Linked DNA regions of Homo sapiens: region 2 is linked to region 1. A link is a contact called in ENCODE Hi-C or POLR2A ChIA-PET data. All regions are on one chromosome and are shown on one strand. The core of a region is the stretch at or near the end of the contact, and the rest is flanking DNA. Distances in the headings are between cores, read along the strand shown.

Evidence for each region. A loop is a pair of places that touch in the nucleus more often than their neighbours do. ChIA-PET counts read pairs that join two places held with the same protein, here RNA polymerase II (POLR2A). Pooled maps may share reads with other maps.
Region 2: a loop to region 1 is called in a map of PC-3, with 4 times the contacts of the local background. The contact joins the promoter of SLC8A1 here to the promoter of SLC8A1-AS1 in region 1. A Hi-C loop is called at or near these places in 13 of 168 maps with a recorded cell type or tissue (Caco-2, IMR-90, MCF 10A and 9 more), 5 of 37 single-sample maps with no recorded cell type and 35 of 50 pooled maps. POLR2A ChIA-PET finds 5 or more read pairs at or near these places in 1 of 52 experiments (BJ).

What each region holds. Positions count from the first base shown.
Region 1 is chr2:39,915,852-39,918,885 of GRCh38, forward strand. SLC8A1-AS1 (SLC8A1 antisense RNA 1) reads left to right here and starts at 1,783. Exons shown (of 5, transcript NR_038441.1): 1 at 1,783-1,808.
Region 2 is chr2:40,450,800-40,453,609 of GRCh38, forward strand. It overlaps SLC8A1 (solute carrier family 8 member A1), which reads right to left and starts at 1,291. Exons shown (of 11, transcript NM_021097.5): 1 at 1,105-1,291.

The sequences.
Region 1 (3,034 bases), core at 533-3,032:
TTATTTATTTTTTAGAGACAGTCTTGCTCTGTTACCCAGGCTGGAGTGCAGTCGCATGAATGTAGTTCACTGCAGCCTCCAACTCCTGGGTTCAAGTGATCCTCCCTCCTCAACCTCCCAAAGTGCTGAGCTGCTTTTCAATTTAATAAAGTCCCACTTGTCTATTTTGTTTCTGTTCCCTGTGCTTTTGAGGTCTGAGCCATAATAAAATCTTAACCTAGACCAATGTTACCATGTTTTCCTTCCTTATTTCCTCTCCTCCTTCCTTCCTTCCTTGGTTGCTTTCTTGCTTTGTTTTTGTTTTTTTTTTGAGCTGGAGTCTCACTCTGTAGCCCAGGCTGGAGGGCAGTGATGGAATCTCCGCTCACTGCAACCTCCACCTACTGGGTTCAAGCTATTCTCTTGCCTCAGCCTCCTGAGTAGGTGGGATTACAGATGCATGCCACCATGCCTGGCTAATTTTTTTTTGAATTTTTAGTAGAGATGGTTTCGGCATGTTGGCCAGGCTGGTCTTGAACTCCTGAACTCAGGTGATCCTCCTGCCTTGGCCTCCCAAAGTACTGGGATTACAGGCATGAGCCACTGCACCTGGTCCCACTATGTTTTCTTCTAATAGATTTATAGTTTTGGGTTTTACATTTACCTTTAATCCATCTTCACTTGATTTTTACATATGGTGAGATAGGGATCGGGTTTCATTCTTCTGCATGTTGATATTCAGTTTTCCCAGCAGTATTTATTGAAGAGAGTGTCCTTTTCCCAATATGTTCTTGGCACCTTTATAAAAAAAAATCAGTTTGTTGTAACTATGTGAATTTATGTATGGGGCCTCTGTTTCTTTCCACTGGCCTATGTGTCTGTTTTTATACTAGTACCATGCAATTTTGGTTACTAGAGTCTTGTAACATATTTTGAAGTCAGGTGGTGTGATGCCTCCAGCTTTGTTCTTTCTACTCAGGATTGCTTTGGCTATTCTGGCTCTTTTCAGCTTCCATATAAATTTTTGGATTGTTTTTTCTATTTCTGTGAAAAATGACATTAGTATTTTGATAGGGATTGCATTGGATCTGTAGATTGCTTTTGGTAGTATGGTTATTTTAACAATATTCTTCTGACGCATGAGCATGGGATGTCTTTCCATTTATTTGTGTTCAACTTTTTTCATCAGTGTTTTGTACTTTTCCTTATAGAAGTCTTTCACCTTTTTGGTTAAATCGATTCGTAGGTATTATATTTTACTTCTATAGCTGTTGTAAATGGGATTGTTTTCTTGATTGCTTCATCAGCTAGGTCACTAATCATGTATAGAAATGCTATGATTTTTGCATGTTGATTTTGTTTCTTGCAACTTCACTGAATGTATATATCAAATTGAGGGTTTTTAATGGAGTTTTTAGTTTTTTCTAGATATAAGATTAAGTTATTTGCAAAGAGAGCAACTTGACTTCCTCTGTTCCAATTTGAATGCCTTTTATTTCTCTTACCTGATTGGTCTGGCTAGGACTTCTAATATTATGTGATATGGTTTGGCTGTATGTTCCCACCCAAATCTCACCTGGAATTGTAATCTCCATAATCCCTACATGTCAAGCGCAGGACCAGGTAGAGGTAATGGGATCTTGGGGGCAGCTTCCTCCATGCTATTCTCATGATAGTGAGTTCTCATGAGATCTGATGGTTTCATAAGCATCTGGCATTTCCCCTGCTTGTGCTCACTCTGACCTTCCTCCCTACAAAGTTGTGTGCTTCTCCTTTTCCTTATGCCATGATTGTTAAGTTTCCTGAGGCCTCCCCAGCAATGCAGAACTGTGAGTCAATTAAACCTCTTTTCTTTATAAATTACCCAGTCTCAGGCAGTTCTTTATAGCAGTGTGAGAATGCACTAATACATTAAGTAAAATTCTAGTGGTGAAAGTGAAACTCTTTCCCCTAGGAACTCTTTCTAGTTCTTAGGGGAAAGAATGTCAGCTTTTCCCCACTCAATATCATGTTTACTGTGGGTTTGTCATATACAGCCTTTGTTATGTTGAGGTAAGTTCTCTTCTGTGCCTACTTTGTTGAGAGGTTTTATCATGAGGAAATGCTGAATTTTATCAGATGCTTTTTAAAAATCTATTGAGAAGAGCATATGGTTTTTGTCCTTCATTCTGTTGATGTGATGTATCACATTTATTGATTTGTGCGTGTTGAACCATCTTTGCATCCCTGGGATAAATCTTACCTGATTGTGGTGTTTCATCTTTTTGATGTGCTGTTGGATTTGGTTTGCTAGTATTTTTTTGAGGAATTTTGTATCTATGCTTATCAGGGATATTGGTCTGTAGTTTTCTTTGTTGTTGTTGTGTCTTTGTCTGGTTTTGGTATCAGGATAATGCTGGCCTTGTAGAATGAGTTGGGAAGAATTCCCTCCTTCTCAATTTAAGATAGTTTGAGAAGAATTGGTGTTGTTTGCAAGTTGGGTAGAATTTGGCAGTGAAGCCATCTAGTCCTGGGCTTTTCTGTGTTGGGAGACTTTGCTACTGATTCAAACTCTTTGCTCCTTACTCTGTATAGGTATTCTATTCCTGATTCAATCTTGGTAGGTTGTATGTGTCCAAAAATTTGTTCATTTCCTCTAGGTTTTCCACCTTTGTTGGCATATAGTTGTTTATAATTGTCTCTGATCTTTGTTGTTTCTGTAGTACCAATTGTAATGTTTCCTTTTTCATTTCTGATTGTTTGGGTTTTCTCTAGTTTTTTCCTTGGTTGGTCTAGCTATTGATTTTGTTTATCTTGTCAAAAAACCAACTTTTCATTTTATTGATTTTTTTATATTGTTTTTGGTCTCTTTTGTTTAGTTCTGTTCTAATTTTAAAATTTATTTCCTTCTACTTGTGTGTTTGGTTTTTCTTTCTCTTTTAGTTCCTTGAAGTGCATTGTTAGATGGCATATTTGAAATCTTTCTACTTTTTTGATGTAGGCATTTAGTGCTGTGTACTTCCATCTATATCCCATAGGTCTTGGTATACTGTATTTCAAGATATTTTTTGATTTG
Region 2 (2,810 bases), core at 41-2,540, 530 kb after region 1:
AGCATGACTTTCCAATGACTGCGTACAACATGCACATTGCTCTCTTCTAAAAATGCTTTGTTAAATTTCATCACCCCTGTTCTCAACTCAACCACTACCACTTTGGAGAGGGAAATACAAATTGCCAGCCCAAGCCATTCATCAAACAGCAACAGAATCCACGGGGTGGTGGGGGGGATAGAGAAGAGGCGGGGGTGATGCAGGGGGTGGATTTAAAGAATCAAGGATGCACACGTACTGTATTTTCAAGAGCATCGCCTGGGCGGATTTGGTTTCTTTGGCCGGCTGTCCAGCTATAAGACCGCCCTCTTCTTCATTAAGGAGGAGCCAAAAAGGATATCTTCACATCTCAGAACACAGACCATTTCCCCCAAGAGCCAGCAAAGCTCCAGAGGCAGAGAATGCAGCTGCAAAGTTCCCTTCCAATCTCTTGGGGAAAGATGCCTGTGTGTGCAGAATCCCCAAAGCACACCACGGCACAGTGCCCAGAGACGTGGACCCCGCAGCCCACTCCCTGCTACCCCCTACATTTCTTCCTCGTCTGTCTCTGCCCCGCCACACCTCCCTCCTCTCCGCAGTCCGTGGTGAATGAGCACCCAACGCCCGCTGGAAAACAGGGGGCTCGGAAATGTGGCCTTGGGGAAAGACCCCAGGGATTACCGGAAGGAGGGATGTCCGCGGAGAAGAGTCCAGTGGGTGGGGACGCCTGGATCCCCAGCAGCTCTGCATTCGGGGTGGACTTAGCTCTTCGCGCCCTGAATCCTCAGAGCCCAGCGCGGTGCAGGGTGCAGCATCTCTCCTTAGCAGCCCTTTCTTCCTCCGGCAGCCTGCACTGGCAGGCAGGCAGGCACCCTCACGCCCAGACGCACCAGCCCGAGCAATTTCACTCTGGGAAGCGCGGACACCCAGAAAAATGTGCAGGCGCGCACACACCACATCACACACACACACACACACACACACACACACACACACACACACACACAAATTTAGAAGCCGCTCGTTTGCCAAAGCAGAGGGAAGTGTAGCCTTATGAGCAGCAAATGGAAAATAGTTCTTGGTCTCTGACTAAATGCCTTCTGCCTGTCCATCATAAGATCCTACCTGGTTTGGGGAGTGTGAATGGATTCTTCCTCCGTTCCTCCACGCTAGTAGAAAATACGGCGCACTCCCTCCTTTTAAACAGCTCCCGATCAGGAAGAGGTCGCTCCCATCTTCTGTGGGAAGCACAAAGCAGGCGGCGGCGGCGGGCTGACTACCGTGCAGCGCCGGCGCGAGCGGGAGCCGCGGCAGCGGGCAGCGGTGCGCGCGGGCGGGAGGCAGGCGCGGAGGCCGGGAGGCTGGGAGGGCCGGGGCCCGGGCGCGCGCGCGCTCCCCCTCCCTCCCGCGCACACTCGCCCGCCCGCCGCCCGCAGCCTCGCACTCGCTCACACGCGCGCTCGGCCCCGCGGCTGCCGGGCGCCCCGGGGCCCCCTGCGCGCCCCTTGGGCTCCCCAGGCGATCGCGTCGGGGCAAAGCCGGCGCGTTTCTGGAGCACCGAGCGGGTGGGGAGCCCTTCCAGCCTCCCAGCCTCTGCCGGCGAGCAGCTTTTTCGATTTCCTGCCGGCTCTCGGCCCCGCAGTGCGTTGTGGCCGCGCGCTAGCGCTGTCTCTCGCACCCAGCCCATCGATGACACGCGCACACAGGCGCTGCAACTTTTCTTTTGAACCCTCTTCTTCTCTTCCGCAGACAGAACCCTGACCCCCAATTCGCCTACCCGTTTCTCACCTCTGACTTTGTTAATCCAACTATCTTTCTTCCCTCACTTCCTGCCCTTCTGCTAAAGGAAGCTTTCTTTTAGCAAAAGGATCTGGGCATATATCAATGATTTTTTTTTTAATCCTCACCCTGTGTTTTTCTACGTATCAGATATGCACAACTATACGTTGGCTACTAGATGCTGACACAAGCAAACAGAGATATTCGGGGGAGGGTGTCCCCCGGCCAAGAACTGGGACAGAGTCTCTGTGTTGGTATTTCCCTCAAAGATGCGTTTCACCTGGGAATAAAGACCCAGAGTCTGTTTCGTGTGAAAGGCGTGCTGGTTTTAAACTACAGTGAGGAGTAAAAGCCGAGCATTAAGGTTGAGTGGGAAAAAACCTAATGCAGCAATCGACGAACCATTCTTTGCCCTTTCCAAGAGAAGCATTATCATTGCCAATAAATCACTTTCCTCATAATTAATAAAGGAACACTGCACCAGGCCTTTCCTCTCTTGACAGCTCATTCATTCTTACAAACCCTTAATGACTTCACGTGGTGAAAGGCTAGACCTACTGTGGAGTTCACTAGCTTCCAAACCTGGCTGCGCATCACACACACCTGGGAATGTAGTCAGATGCTGTAGAATCTGAGGCCGAATCTGATGCAGACTCTCCCGTTGTAGGTCTCAAATGGGGCTCCAAATTAGTATTTTTAAAACACCAGTTGCTATCGGCCACTGGTGTCGTTTGCCAAGGTGTGTGGGGGGGTCAGGAGCAGCTACTTGGGGAAGGTGGGAGAAGGAGGGACCTGCAGAGCACAAGGCAGAAAGTTAGTTTTTTTTCGTGGAGACGTCCCCCCATACTTACAGTGCAACCAGGGCAGTCACCACGACTGATAGATTCTGACTCCAGGAACCTCAGTTTGCCTCCGCAACAAAGAGGGGGCGGAATGGAAGAAATAGCCTCTTCTGCCCCTGTGCCAGTGGCTCTCAACCCTCCTTGCACCTCAGAATCTCCTGGGCCGTTTTTAAAAATCCCAGTGCTTAGGCCACACCCCCAAACTGATTA